Linked DNA regions of Homo sapiens: region 1 is linked to region 2. The links are chromatin loops, found by intact Hi-C in ENCODE. Cell type or tissue: B cell. All regions are shown on one strand. Links, peaks and the distances in the headings refer to the core of each region. The heading gives the core; the rest is flanking DNA.

The links. Peaks named below come from ENCODE experiments on the same cell type or tissue, not always from the same donor. Only the 100,000 strongest peaks of a DNase experiment are listed, where the experiment ranks them.
Region 1: a loop joins it to region 2, with 2.2 times the contacts of the local background. A loop is called at or near these places in 3 of 110 quality-filtered maps.

Annotation. Positions count from the first base shown.
Region 1 is chr2:85,972,762-85,985,989 of GRCh38, forward strand. LOC105374843 (a long non-coding RNA gene) reads right to left here. Exons shown (of 3, transcript XR_940318.3): 3 at 6,360-10,728. Among named protein-coding and RNA genes, the nearest start is that of ST3GAL5-AS1, 90 kb to the left of the region's middle. In B cell, for the core only: CTCF peaks have their summits at 6,418 and 6,624; a DNase peak (open chromatin) is centred at 6,760.
Region 2 is chr2:86,034,847-86,037,346 of GRCh38, forward strand. The region is part of intron 27 of POLR1A (RNA polymerase I subunit A); the gene reads right to left. Among named protein-coding and RNA genes, the nearest start is that of POLR1A, 70 kb to the right of the region's middle. RefSeq lists an enhancer at 1,073-1,132 and a silencer at 1,803-1,852. In B cell, for the core only: a CTCF peak has its summit at 1,298 (motif pointing left); a DNase peak (open chromatin) is centred at 1,385; H3K4me3 peaks cover 1,943 bases; H3K27ac peaks cover 2,500 bases.

The DNA of each region.
Region 1 (13,228 bases), core at 5,476-7,975, 57 kb before region 2:
CTGTGAGCAGCAGGACCTAGACTGAACCCCTGGTATTTTGGTAACAAAATCCCACCTATTCCACATTTTTGCACAGCCTAGAAGCTAAGAATTTTTTTTTGTATTTGTATTTATTTATTATTGAGACAGGGTCTCACTCTGTCACCCAGGCTAGAGTGCAATGGCACAATCAAGGCTTACGGTAGCCTTGACCTCTGATGCTCAAGAGATCCTCCCACCTCAGCCCCCTGAGTAGCTGGGACTATAGGTACACACCACCATGCCCAGTTAATTTTTGTTTTTGGTTTTTGTTTATTTTTAGGGGGTAGAGACAGTGTTTTGCTATGTTACCCAGGCTGGTCTTGAACTCCTGAGCTCAAGTGATCCTCCCACTTTGTTCTTCCAAAGTGCTGGAATTCCAGGCATGAACCATTGCACTCGGCCTTTATATTTTTAAGTGGTTAAAAAAAATCAAAAGACAAATAACATTTTATGACACATGAAACGTATATAGCATTCAGATTTCAGTGTCCATAAGCAAGGTTTCATTGGAACACAGCCACACTTACTTGTTTCTATATTGTCTTTAGATATATATATAGTTGTTTATATATGTAGCTGCTTTTGTGCTATCATGGGAGAGTTGAGTGGTTGAGACAAAGACTGTATGGCCCACGAAGGCTAAGATATTTGTAATCTGGCCCTTTACTGAATAAGTTTGCTGATCCTTGGTCTAGATGTCTATCCCCACTCCCCATACAAGAGTTACTACAGAGATTAATTCTTTCCAGCCAAGACTCACTCCATATCATTTCTATATTGTATTCGTTTGGGATTTGAGTTCCAGAAACAGAAAATAATCCAAATGTTCATCAACAGGTGAATGGATAAGCAAATTATGTACATCAAGCACAATGGAATGCTACTTTTCAGTAAGAAAAGAATGAACTATTGATACATACAACAACATGAGTAAGTCTGAAAAGCATATGGCTGACTGAAAGAAGCTAAATGTGGAAGGTTACATACTATATTGTAACATTAATGTGACATTCTAGAGAAGGCGAAATTACAGTGACAGAGAGCAGATCAGCGGTTTCCAGGGGCGAGGTGTGAGGGAGAGGTGATTGGCTGCAGAAGAGCATGAGGGAAAGTTTTGGGGTGATGGAAATATGTTATGTCATGGCTCTGGTGGTGGTTGCACAACTGTATCACAACTTTGTTAAAACTCATCCAGAAAAACAAAATTGGTGAATTTCATTGTATGTAAACTATAACTCGATAAAACTAAATTTAAAAACCTGTCCTGGGTAAAACAAATCTTTAATGAAGAACGGGAAGAATCTATGACAGGAAGGGGCTTGAGAGAACACTCTGAGGTGATGGCAATTCTTTGTGTCTTCATGGGGGTTTGCATTGTGCAGGTTTGATGCATTTGACAAAATTCAGCTAACACATATGCAAGATTGGTGCATTTCATTGTATATAAATTTTACATCAAAGAGAATATATCAAATATTGAATTCTAGTTAGTGATCTGTATACTTGAATATTTAGGGGGAAATGTACTGAAGTCACAATTTACTTTGAAATCCATCAAAAATAAGATGGATTAGTGAATGGCTAGATCAATAGATATGTGATAAAGCAAGTAAAGTGTTAGTGGTAAATGTCATGCTAATGGTGGGTGTTCTCTATTAAATTAAAATAAAATCTTTGTTCTGCCTTGTAAGAAGGTTGTGTTGACATTGAATGGTTGTATGCACTCAGCCTGGCAGCTGGATCCAGTCTCTTTAACTATGTCATCTATGAAGAAATAGTGTTGAAACATTTTTGTACAGAGTACATACCTTACTGTGCTCATATTCCCTTCTTTAAATGTCAAGGAAAAGACATGACAGGACCCACCCCACGTACTTGCCTAGTTTGAGCCAGCAGCTCACCTGGACCTTCCTGCTTTCTGACTTGCAGCTGTCTTTGTTGATGATCTATAGAGGCCCCTCCTCTTTAAGCCTGAGGGGTACAAGAGTCTAAGTGGTTCCCTGGGACCTGGTTTACTGACTGCTGGAACCCTGGAGATGGCATGCTGGCAATGAGAGAATCTTACGGAACTCAACTTGGTACCAATGCCCTAGTGAAAAAGTAGTGGAGTCCTTATATATCAGCATTGGAAGGGCACTTAGACACCATTTTACAGATGAGGAAACTGAGGTCCAGATAGGGAAAATGGCTTGCCCTAGTCCACATAGCTTCATGACAGCAGGTTCTACACCCCAGCTCTCCCCACTCTCAGCCCTATTTGGGCTGCAGCCAACCTGACGGTTTTTTGAGGGCACTGGTGGGAGGATCCCTGGGGTTTGTGAGGTGGTAACAGCCACAGTGTGAGTGAGATCTGGATCCCACCTCTGGCCCTGTGACCTTGGACAAGTTATTTAATCTCTAATACTGGGTTTCTTCAGGAGTAATATGAGAAGAACAATATCTTTTTTGTCAGGGTATTGTGAGGTTTCACTGGAACATCATCTGTGGAGCCATTTATGCAATGCCTAGACCTGGTGGGTGCTCACTCTGTGGGCACCACTGTCATTGGTGTGCTCATGAGCGCACTGACCTGAGATTCTGAGAAACCAGATGTTGGCTCTGGTGCTACCCTCACCAGCTGTGACTCTACTCCTCACAAGAATCTTCAAGGTCGTAGTTTTATCCGGGTTTTACAAATAAGGAAACTGATATGCGTGTCCAACCTCAAATCTTCAAATCTGGATCAAACGCAAATATTGTTTCTAGTCATTCTCTTGGCAGGAATGGTCTCAGCACAATCACCAGTAGGCAAAGTTTATTTTAGTGCTTCCTTCTTCTCTTTCCAATCTTCTGTCCTTCTCTCCCCACCAAGTGAGTGGGAGGAAGAGAAAGTTGGGGACCGTTTGATGTTCCTGGGTGTTAGTAACACTCGAGGGAGCCACACTTCCCAGGGGCCCTCAGGGCAATCTAGAAAGTTCACCACTCTTCCAGCACTGGCAGACAAATCCAGCCAGTGCCTAGAAAAGGTTCATTTGTGACATCCACAAGGCAGGGGCACTCCACACACACTTCGCTGACCATTCGCATCTGCATCATTTGGGAGCTTGTCAAAACTGACAATTCTGCCTCTGCCCCACCCAGACCCACTGAATCAGAGTCTCTGGGGATGGGGCCCAAGAATATGAGTTTTAGGAAGCTCTGTAGGGGATGCTTAGGCACAGTAAAGTTTGAAAAGTACTATTCCAAGGGACCAGTAAGAGGACATAGGAGTGGACCAGTCTCTGTAATTTTGCCATTTTCCAAAAAGAGACCTCTAATCTGTGCTGAAGTTCATTTCCAAGGACTGAGTAGGGCTGAACAGGGTAAATCTCATTTTAAAATAAGTGTTCCCTCATTCCTCTCACAGCCCTCTTCCAACATGTTGTTTTCACCTTCAACAGAATGCCTAAGTGAAAAGGAGGGATGCAGTGTGTTTGGCAGCGTGGAAAAGATCAGAGGGGTGTGAAACGAATTCATATCTGGCATGACCGAGCTCTGTTGGGAGGACCTTGGCAGGGCTTGAAGCAGCCTCAGAAGAGAGGTGGACCCCAGCCAGTGCTTAAAACAAGAAGCCTGTCAGCTGCTGCCATTTTCCTGTGTTATAGGAAGACCACAGACCCAAGTCAGACAGGCCCGGTGTCTAATCCCTGGGACCTTGGATGGTGACTGGGCTCTCTCTGCCAAGGGGATTATGTGTGTTCGAGCACCTGGCACCTAGGAAGCATTCAGCATAGGCTGAAGTAGCCCCTCCTTTGACCCTTGTTGGGAAGGGAAGGCAGTGCCAGACCCATGCCAAGCAGCCTTTCTGGTAGCTGGTCTTTTGGTCACACAGGGAACCCCCAGAAGCCTCGCTTCAAGCCCTCTCCATAGAAAACCCACACAGCCAGGGTTTGCTGTGGCTCTTCTGCCCTGTTGAATGTGTCTCCGTGACCATGTACCCATCTGGAAGACTAAGTGTGTGGCCACCTTCACTAGCAAAGATCACCCTCGCTCCGCCAGGTTCTCTCCTTCCCACTCTCTCTGCACCTCTGCCCTTTGGTCCTTTTCAAGCACTAGCCTCTGTGCCCAGTCTTTGGTGTGGATGTTGGGGCCTTTTTAGCCATTTCTGTCTGCATGACTGGTTAGTGGGCAGGGGGAGTGACGAGTGGGCTGGCAGAAAGTTCCTTTGGATTTCATTAGCCCTCGTGGTGATCAGCATTGAGGTAATGCATCTGCAACATCACGTGTTCAACCTATGAAGAGTAAACTTCCCGCTGGCGTTTCTACTATACCTTGTTATTCAAAAATGGTATATGTCTAGGCCAGGTGCAGTGGCTCACACCTGTAATCCCAGCACTTTGGGAGGCCGAGGTTGGTGGATCACCAGAGGTCAGGAGTTTGAGACAAGCCTCACCAACATGGTGAAATCCTATCTCTACAAAAAAAATTCTGTAAAACTACAAAAATTAGCCGGGCATGGTGGCCAGGCACCAGTAGTCCCAGCTACTTGGGAGGCTGAGGCAGGAGAATTGCCTGAACCTGGGAGGCGGAGGTTGCCGTGAGCCGAGATCATGCCACTGCTCTCTAGCCTGAGCGACAGAGTGAGACTCCGTCTCAAAACCAAAACAAAAACAAAATGGTATCTATCTCCTCCCTAGCCTTGAGTTGCATTGTGAGAGCCTCAGTAGTTCCCACACTCCAGGAAAGGGGGTACAGAAGAGGGAACACCTGCCTCTCCATCATGTTGTTATTGATTGATTAATGTTTCACCTTGGGCATCCTCAAAGCTACCTGAAGAATCTCACTCTGGGTGTTTCTTCTTTTCCTTTTACTTGTACTGATAGGGACCCAGGTTCTCAAATAAGGATTCTATTACGAACACAAGAGCTAAGGGAATGGTGCATGAGGATCCATCCACAACCATCGCCATGTGTCCCATGGCTGAGGCACAGGGCTTGGGGGTAACCTGACCCCACAGGAGGCTATAGAATTAGCCATGCATGTATTCAACAACAACTACCCTAGTGTGCTTTGATCTAAAAACTCATCATGTGTTATCAAAATGCATAGTGGTACAACCCTCAAAGCCAATTCCAGGCCAGATGAGGGCTTTCAGGAGGGAGATAGAGTTAGAGGTGTAAAAGATTAGAGAAGTTTCTACCAACATCGAAGACCCACTCCTCACCCGCTGCTGTCCTCACCTCTGTTTTATTTGCATCTTTCTTTTTTCTTTCTTTCTTTTTCTTTTCTTTTTTTTCCGAGATGGAGTCTCACTCTGTCACCCAGGCTGGAGTGCAGTGGCATGATCTTGGCTCACCGCAACCTCCGCCTCCTAGGTTCAAGTGATTCTCCTGCCTCAGCCTCCCGAGTAGCTGGGATTACATGCGCACACCACCATGGCTGGCTAATTTTTGTATTTGTAGTAGAGACGGGGTTTCACCATGTTGGTCAGGCTGGTCTCAACCTCCTGACCTCGTGATCCGCCTATCTCGGCCTCCCAAAGTGCTGGGATTACAGGCGTGAGCCACCGTGCCCGGCCGCATCTTTCTATTTCAGCTCCTACCTCTCATCACTCCCCATTCAGATGACCCCCAAACTCCATCACCAGAGGCAGAAACTACAGAGTTCTACATGCAGCTGGAAATGCCTCCTGGAGTTTTTGCATCTGGCAGTGACTATCTCACCTCTTAACCAAACTTAATCACTGGCAGGGAGAACCTCACTTCAAATCTGGCCCCCTGCCCAGCTGGGTTCAGTGCCAGGGTGTGGCTGGCACAAGATTAAATTCTGTAATGTATTAGCAGCAGAGTTGCATTTAATAAAAGCCAAGAGCTTCTGAATACACATGTTGGAAGAAAAAAGAAGCAAGATGGAGCTTAGTAGCCAAGCAAAAGCCAGGCATGGGGGCATGAGGTGGGTGATGTTTCTCTTAGGACCAGGGGTCCAAGGATCTAAGGGTCATGGAGAAATCTTTGTTAGGGCTAGAAGACAATAGCAATCAGTTAATTCATTCCAGAAACATTCATTGGCACTGTTCTAGACACTATGACTGAAAAGATGGCACCAGAGATGACTGAATATGAGCCAAGGGTTTTTTGTTTGTTTATTTTTCTGAAAATTATCCCTCAGAAAAGACTAATTCCATGTAGTCTTATATTAGAAACCTTAGTCTCCTCTCTCCCTCCCTCACTTCCTCCCTCTATTCTTCCCTTCCTTTCTTCTTTCCTCCCTTCCTTCCTTCCCCTATTTCCTCTTCCTTCCTTTTTTCCTTCCTTCCCCTCTTTCCTCTTCCTTCTTTCCTTCCTTCTCTTTCTCATTCTTTCCTCTTTCTCTTTTCCTCTCTTTTATTTTCTTTTTTCTCTTTCTGCATTTCTCTTTCACCTTTCCTCCCTCCACTTTTTTTAATTCATCTTTTTAAGTAATGACAGCTGTCTGAGATGCCGTCACCTGAAATGACCTCAGTCAATGCTAGTTTGTATGTTTATAAAGGTCACCTGATGACAGTGGTGAAAAAATCGGCAAAGAAATTTGAACACAGATTTAGTAAGTCTCCCTAGGGATATGACCTCACAATGAAAAGAGTTGCATGTTTTTGTAAATAAGGCTTTTTAAAATCATTTTAAAATGCAACTTGAAGATTATAAATATATATCTCCTGGGTAAATGGGAGGAAAACTGTCCAAATGTTATTTGAATGGGTAATTGTGGTTTGGGTTATAATTCCCAATGTCAGCATCAGATGCAGGTTCAGAAAGTGGTGCCTCTCAAACAAGTTAGGAGGAAGTGAAATTATGTAATCTGAGAAACTGAGTTCAAGACTCAAAAAGTGTCCTAGTGAAGCTGTTAACATCCCCTTTCCAGACTGTGGTCCCAGCTACCTGGGAGGCTAAGGTGGGTGGATCACCTGAGCTCGGGTGTTCAAGTGGTAGCTGTTCTCCCTCCTGCCCTCATACCTCAGCCCTAGGGTGGGGTCAATAACCTCTTCAGTACTGATTGCTGATTCCAAACCATTTGCTCTTTCCTTCCTAAACAACCACTGGGTTGAATCTCCCTTCGAATCTCATCAAACTATACCACTGACCCTGTCCTTCTTTTTTTTTTTTCTGAGACCAAGTCTCACTCTTGTCCCCCAGGCTGGAGTGCAGTGGCGCAATCTTGGCTCACTGCAACCTCTGCCTCCTGGGTTCAAGCAATTCTCCTGCCTCAGCCTCCTGAGTAGCTGGGATTACAGGCACCCGCCACCACGCCTGGCTAATTTTTGTATTTTTAGTAGAGATGGGGTTTCACCATGTTGGCCAGGCTGGTCTCGAACTCCTACTTCAGGTGATCTGCCCGCCTCGGCCTCCAAAGTGCTGGGATTACAGGCGTGAGCCACCGTGCCCAGCCGACCGCCTCCTTCTTGAAGGTACCTGCTGACCCCAGGTCACTTCTCATCTCGATCCTTGAGGACTTTGAGTTCATTCTCAGTCTCTCCAGCACTGTATTTATCTCACACTGATTTCAATATCCACACAGAAGATCCTTGTGTACCTCTCAGTTCTGTGTCCTACTGTCCACCTGGTCACCTCCACCCTAACCTCTCACTCCCACGGTCGCACCCTAGAACTGTCATTTTCTCTGGCTGCAGTTGTCTGTCATCTTGGTTTCTTATTTTTTTTTTTTTTTTTGAGAAGGAGTCTTGCTCTGTCGTCCAGGCTGGAGTGCAGTGGCGCGATCTTGGCCCACTGCAAGCTCCGCCTCCCGGGTTCACACCATTCTCCTGCCTCAGCCTCCTGAGTAGCTGGGACTACAGGCGTGAGCCACCACGCCCAGCCTAGTCATCTCAGTTTCTATGTCCCACTCTCCAACCACTGTGCCCTGGGTTTCCAGCTCACTCTTTCTCTTATCCAGACTTCAATAATCCTTCTACCAGCTGAGACTTAGAATCTATGACCCAACCACCTCTTCATGAATCATTAGCCCCTTAATTGCCTCATTTCACTCCTTAGCCAATGTAGATTCACAGTTGATCATGACAGAACTTCCTTGCCCACATTCCAACTCCCACTATTGGATTTGCCTTGGTGAACCTCACCATGTCTGACCTGGAATAACAAGATGGGAAGCAGAACAACAACCTAGTTCTCTTCCTTTATCTCTCATCCTGCTTTAGCCATTGCTCCCTGCTCTGCTCACCTGTAGACAAAACTGTTTTTTTTTTTTTTGAGACAAGATTTCACTCTCACTCAGGCTATAGTGCAGTGGCATAATCACAGCTCATCGCAGCCTCGACCTCACAGGCTCAAGTGATCCTTCCACCTCAGCTTCCCAAGTAGCTGGATCCACAGGTGTCCATCACCACACCTAGTTAATTTTTTTATTTTTATTTTTTTGTAGAGACAGGGTCTCACTTTGTTGCCCAGGCTGGATAATTCTTTTTTTTTTTTTTCCCCTGAGACAGGGCCTCACTCTGGTTTCCTAGGCTGGAGTATAGTGATGCAATCAGGACTCACTGCAGCCTCCACCTCCCAGGCTCAGGTGATCCGTCCACCTCCGACTCCCCAGTAGGTGGGACCACAGGCACAGGCCACCACACCTGGCTAATTTTTTGTATTTTCAGTAGAAATTGAGTTTTGCCATATTGTCCAGAGTGGTCTCAAACTCCTGGACTCAAGCAATCCACCCACCTCGGCCTCCCAAAGTGTTGGGATCACAGACGTGAGCCACTGTCCCCAGCCTAAAGAACTTTAAGAGTGTTCCAGTTACTGTCTCCAATTCCCTTCCTCAGAGGTTTGACGTGAGCTGTTTCAGTGGAGCCAGGTGACAAAAGTCAAAGAAATTTCTTGCTTTAACTCCTACCCACTAACTTTTATTACCTGGCTCCACCGAAACAGCTCACGTCAAGACCTTGAAGGACCTCCAGCTGCCAAATGCAATGGGCTGTTCTCAGACCTCATTTTACTTGGCCCATGAGCAGCAGTCTTTGACAGAGTAGCTCCCTCCATCCTCTTGACACTCACTCCAGGGGGTCTCCCCTGCCTCACTGGCCGCTCCCCACTTCTCTCTGCCCGTGAACATTGGAGGGTCCCAAGGTCCAGGCCTGGGTGCTTCCTCTGTCATTCCTTCCTGACTTCACCCTCTCTCTAGGACTGAAGGACTCCTAAAGCTAGATCTCCAGCCCAGACCTTTACCCCAAACTCCAGACTTCTATACCCAACTTAAAACTCGACCTTTCTACTTGGATGTCTAATGGGCAATTCAAACTTTCGTTGTTTTTTTTTTAAGACAAGGTCTTGCTCTAATGCCCAGGCTGGAGTGCAGCGGTGTGATCACAGCTCACTGCAGCCAAAACCTCCTGAACTCAGCCCCCCACCCAAGTCGCTGGGACTACAGGCACATGCCGCCATGCCCGGCTAATTTTTTAATTTTTCTGTAGGGATGGAGTCTCGCTATGTTAGCCGGGCTGGTCTCCAACTCCTGGGCTCAAACAGTCCTCCCACCTGGGCCTCCCAAAGTGCTGGGATTACAAGTGTGAGCCACCCAGCCTGGCTGCACCCAAACGACATCTCCTATCCACCTAATGTGTTCCTCTTGTTTTTTGTTTTGTTTTGTTTTGAGACGGAGTCTTGCTCTGCCACCCAGGCTGGAGTGCAGTGGCACGATCTTGGCTTGCTGCAACCTCCGCCTGCCGGGTTCAAGCGATTCTCCTGCCTCAGCCTCCTGAGTAGCTGGGACTACAGATGCCCACCACCATGCCTGGCTATTTTTTGTATTTTTAGTAGAGACGGGGTTTCACCACGTTGGCCAGGCTGGTCTCCAACTCTTGACCTCAAGTGATCCACCTGCCTCGGCCTCCCAAAGTGCCGGGATTACAGACGTGAGCCACTACACCCGGCCCTCTTGGTCTTCTAACTCTCAAATAAGGGCAACTCCAGATGCTCAGACAAAAACCCTGGGGGTCATTTTTGATTGCTCTCTTCCTCTCATGCCCTTCATGGATCGGTTAGTAAATCACGTTGGCATACCTTCAGAACACATCCAGAGCTCAGTGTTTCTTACCACTGCTTCTAATATGGCCCAAACCACCCACAGTCCTCTCCCACGTCGCTGCAGCAGCCTCCTAACTGGTTTCCCTGCCTCTGCCCTCACCTGCACCATCCACTCTCCACCAAGCAGCTGGAGTAAACCTTTTAAAAACTCAAGTCAAATCATTCTACTCCTCTATTCAAAACCCTCCTGTGGCTTTTCATCTCATGCAAAGTAAAACCCCAAATCCTTAGCGATGGCCATGACGCGTGACGTTGTCTGGTCCCCAGCACCCCTCTGACCGGGTCCGCTCTTTCCCCACGCTCACTCCACTTGAGCTCTGCTGGTCCCGGCTCTTCCTTGGACGCACTGAGCATATTCATTCCTGCTTTGGGGTCCATGCACTTTGCTGCTCCCTTTTCCTAGGAGAGTTGTGCCCACATAGTCACAGGGCTTGTGTCCTCACTTTACATATCACCTTGTCAAAGTGGCCTTCTCAGATCACCCTGTACAAAAGCCCAGACCTACCCCTACCCCTGTCTTCCTGTCCGCTCTGAGTCCAGCTTCACTCCTTCTTTACAGCACACATCACCATTTGACATACTCAACAACGACGTTTCCACAGTTCTCGCCTTCTCCATGGCCCCTGCATGTCATGTCAACTCTGTAGACTCGTCTGTTTTGTTCACTGCTGCATCCTAGAGCCTAGAACAGAGACGGGGCACATAGTAAGAGCTCAATAAATGTCACCGAGTGAATGAATGGATGACAGAGGGCAATTGTCAGCAATGGAAAACTAATTGCCTCCATTTATTGGGCAGATTCTTCTGCGTAGAGTTTTTTATTTGCATTTTTTTTTTTGAGATGGAGTTTCACTCTTGTTGCCCAGGTTGGAGTACAATGGTGCAATCTCAGCTCACCACAACCTCCACCTCCCAGGTTCAAGTGATTCTCCTGCCTCAGCCTCCCGAGTAGCTGAGATTACAGGCAAGCGCCACCACACCCAGCTAATTTTGTATTTTTAGTAAAGATGGGGTTTCTCCACCTTGGTCAGGCTGGTTTTATCTGCATTTTACGAGAATACCTTGTGAAGGAGATACAACCGTTCCCATTCACAGTTAACACTGAGGCAGTTAACACATGCCATCAGCCTCTGCCCCCTCTCCTGGGGCAGCCCGTTCCCCCCACCCCGAGGGCAGGCCTCACTGGGAGAGCTCTCCCAGGTTCTCTCCCATTTCATTAAATCTTATATCATCTCTAAGAAGGAGGGGCCTGAATCCCCACTTTACAGTTGAGGTCAACCAAGACTTCTCTAATGGCAAACCAGAACTTCAAATATGGCCATCTCGGGCTAGCAGTGGGATGGAAGACCAGAGAGGTGTGAAGTGACACCCGAGGGAGAATAGTATCTAGTGGAGCCAGCACAGCCAAACACAAGGAAAAAAATTAAAAAATTAGCCGGGCATGGCAGCATGTGCCTATAGTCCCAGCTACTTGGGTAGGGGGCTGAGTCCGGGAGATTGTGGCTGCAGTGAGCTGTGAGTGTGCCAAACACAAGGAACTGTGTTCCAGGAGCCTCTGGCTGTCATCTCTCTTAGTCCTGGGGGGCATCCAGCTTGATCTTTTAGTCATCATTCCAGGGGGCGTTGAAGGGTGTGCCTTTAATCTGGAATGCTGGAAAGATTCCCTGTCCTTACAAACGCAAAAGTCGGCCGGGCGCCGTGGCTCACGCCTGTAACCCCAGCGCTTTGGGAGGCCGAGGCGGGTGGATCACGAGGTCAGGAGATCGAGACCATCCTGGCTAACACGGTGAAACCCAGTCTCTACTAAAGTACAAAAAATAAGCCGGGCGTGGTGGTGCGTGCCTGTAGTCCCAGCTACTCGGGAGGCTGAGGTAGGAGAATCGCTTGAACCTGGGAGGTGGAGGTTGCAGTGAGCCAAGATCGATCCACTGCACTCCAGCCTGGGCTACAGAGCAAGACTCCATTTCAAAAACAAACAAAGGCAAAAGCCATGTCTACATAGAGCTGGGTTTTTGGGAACTGCCACGTGGGAGAGTGGAGGGGAGATTGGGCAAGGCTTCCGCAGTGAGCCTTGGTTTCTGGTGGGTGCCTGCAGCTTCTCCCAGGAGCCTCTCTTGCCTAGGATGCAGCATCCCCAAGCAGAGGAAACAGAGCTGCTTACAAGCTGGGCTGAGTGCTAATAAATTCAAATTGTATGGAAATGCAGAAACACTTAAATATTAAAAAAAAAAGCACTTACCAGAAATGCTTTAGATGCAGAGAGAACACATGCAAATGTGTTGAGCTTGTATATCTCACCTTCCAGATAGGAAGCAATTCTATTCTCCCAAGGCCTAGCTATCTCAACCCTACAAGAAGAAGACCCCACCAGAAAGGCCTACAGAAGCCCAGACTTAAGGATGATCACAGTCTCTAAGTTTAAAAACCAGGACATGCCATCAATGAATGAATTAAAAAAAGGTGATTTTTTTTTTTTTTTTGAGATGGAGTCTCGTCTGTTGCCCGGGCTGGAGTGCAGTGGTGCGATCTCAGCTTACTGCAAGCTCCACCTCCTGGGTTCACGCCATTCTCCTGTCTCAGCCTCCCGAGTGGCTGGGACTACAGGTGCCCACCACCATGTCCGGCTAATTTTTTTGTATTTTTAGTAGAAACGGGGTTTCACCATGTTAGTGAGGATGGTCTTGATCTCCTGACTTCGTGATCTGCCTGCCTCAGCCTCCCAAAGTGCTGGGATTACAGGCATGAGCCACCGCGCCTGGCGAGTGATATGTGTTTATAATACAATACTATGCAGCCTTTAAAAAGAAGGAAATCCTGTCATTTGTGACAACAGGGGTGAACCTGGAGGACATGACGTTAAGTGAAATAAGCCAGTAACAGAGAAACAGATACTGCATGTTCTCACTTCTTTGTGGAATCTAAAAAAATAATTTAATAGAAATTAGGAGTAGAATAGTGGCATGGGGTAGGATGGTATTGGGGAGACATTAGTCAAAGGACACAAAAGTTCAGTTAGGAGGAACAAGTTCAAGAGATCTGTTGTATAGTGTGGTGACCGTAGTTAATAGTAATGTATAGTATGTCCGAAAATTGCCAAGACAGTAGATGCTAAATGTTCTTATCATAACAATAAGTAGGTGAGGTGGTAAATATATTAATTAGCTTCATTTAACCATTCCACA
Region 2 (2,500 bases), core at 1-2,500:
TCATCTTCCCTAATATTATTATTATTAGTTCCCCCCACCGTCCCGAGATGGAGTCTCTCTATCCCCCAGGCTGGAGTGCAGTGGTGCGACCTCGGCTCACTGCAACCTCCGCCTCCCGGATTCAAACGATTCTCATGCCTCAGCCTTCTGAGTAGCTGGGATTACAGGCATGCACCACCATGCCCGACTAATTTTTCTATTTTTAGTAGAAACGGGGTTTCACCATGTTGGCCAGGCTGATTGTGGACTCCTGACCTCAGGTGATCCACCTGCCTTGGCCTCCCAAAGTGCTGGAATTACAAGGGTAAGCCACTGCACCCAGACCCCAATATTATTTTTTAACTTTTTAAAGGTGTACGTGGTTTGCCCTTGGCAGAAAAAAAAGCCCCCTCATCCATTAATCCAGAGAAGAGCTTGTTTACCAGGCACTGGGGACAGGAACAGGATAGCCAGATGAGAGAAGGCCGGGCTTGACTTTAGAAAGATACAATCCCACTGGAAAGAGGGGGTGGGAGAGATGTTTCTGTAAGGACAGGTTCAGGTTAAAGTCCTGACCTGCCACAGACTGGAGAGGAGGGCCTTGATCTCATCTGCAACATGGGATCACTCTCACTCTGCACCCGAGGCTACTGTGCAGAGCAGAGGAGATGGAATGAGGCGGAGTGGGGGTGCGGGGCTCAGCTGCTGCCACACACAGGGCTGCTTCCCTCAGCTGGGCGCCCCAGCCTGTCTCAACTTGTGGCAATGTCACGGCTCTGATGCTTTTGCCCCCAGCATTTCACATCTGGCCTCAACTCTAACTGCCCATCTGCTCCCTCCACCCTGTGCACCCTTTGGGCCTTTGCTTGAGCGGCTCACTCTGCCAGTAACTTCCCTGGCCAATATCTACCTACTGAAGCTGTACTCATCCTTCAAGGCCAGGCCTCAGCAGCTGTAACTCCTCCAAGAAGCCCTCCCTGATTCCCCCAGTTGGGGATGCCTTCTGCCTTCCCTGCCTCTTTTGGTGACCAGGACTTGTGGAGAACGTAGGAGGGAAGGAGGTGAGAAGGCAGAATGAATGGCTGGTGAGTAAGTGGTAGGCATGTGACCAGTGTGCCAGTTTTCCTGGAGGTGCAATTTGCCCTTCTATGGTTTTGCCAAGAGCAGGGGAACTAACGGCCCACAGTGACTGCCTTCTCAAGGTTGTGCAGCTCACCTGAATGTAGCAACAGAAAGGGAACAGGAGGGGCAGGGGCAGAGAAGCCTCCCGTCCCACGTAAATAATTACAAACAGAGCACATGACCCCTGGCGGTTTCTGAACGCGCCTGGCAACAGCTCCACCACCTGCTGTTTGGAAAGTCAGATTCACAGAAGCTACAATTACAGACTGTCAGCTGGGTCTTTTCATGGCTGGGGACCGGAGGCCAAAACTTACAGCCCCTAACTCCTAGCTCAGTGCTCTTTCCACTTCATCTCCCCTGCCACCTGCCAGACAATTTACACAAACAGCCCATGTGATGGGTGCCAGTGCAGAGATCTGGGGGGCCTTCTACGCTTGTATATCTCTACCTAGGGAACCATCTGTCTCGTGCTGTTTTTCTCCAGGCTCTGTCAAGGGTCTCATGACTCCACAGCTGGGAGAAGGGAGGGTGGGGGCAAAGAGAAAGAAAAAGAGGGTGGCAGAGAGGAAGGAAGGGGGAGGGATGGGAGAAAGGAAGGAGAAAAAGCTTCTTGGGGGTTGGCTGCTCTTTTGAAAGTGCACTCACACTTCCTCCCATTTCCTGTGGGCGGCCAGAGGCCTGAACACAGCTGCTCTGCTGCCTGGGGCCTGACAAAGGGAGTCCAGACCGCACCCAGCTCATCCACTGCCCCATCTTTTAGCTCTGCCTAACCCCTCAGCCCCATTCTGCTGAGTCCTTGAGGCCACCTCCACCAAAAGCTACTGCGCATGGCTTTATTTATCACAGATTTTCAAGTTCACAAGCAAAACACAGGGAGGAGTTGAAAAAGTACTTCACGGCTGGGAACAAGCCAGGGCTGTCCCTCATCAGGAAGAAGTCTTAAAAAGTGATTTCCTATTTTCAATTCCATGAGGTAATATAAGTAAAAAGAACCCCAGCATGGGCTGGCGCCAGCCTCATGCCGACCTACCTGCTGGGCTGGCCTGGGCCTCCTGTGAACAGAACTGGGGCAAAACATCTAACTCCGTCCACCCTTAGTTATTCTCTAGAGGCCATGAAATCTGAATTCCCATTTCCCAGAAAACCACTGCCAGGCCAGCACAAACGCCCCCTGCACTTGGTAGTTATGTTCCTCGCTGTTAATTAAGGAGCTGGCAGGCGGGTGCACACAGCACTCCCCTGCCACTCTGCCCAGTGCCCAGATAGCACAGAGGACCACTCGACAGAAGGAATGTTCTCAGCCCAGGCTGGCACCAACGCAGGTGCTCCTGAGGCCCAGCCAACAACAACTTCACCCAGGGCTCGTGAACTGGGGCAGGAAGCACCTGGCCAGTGACCC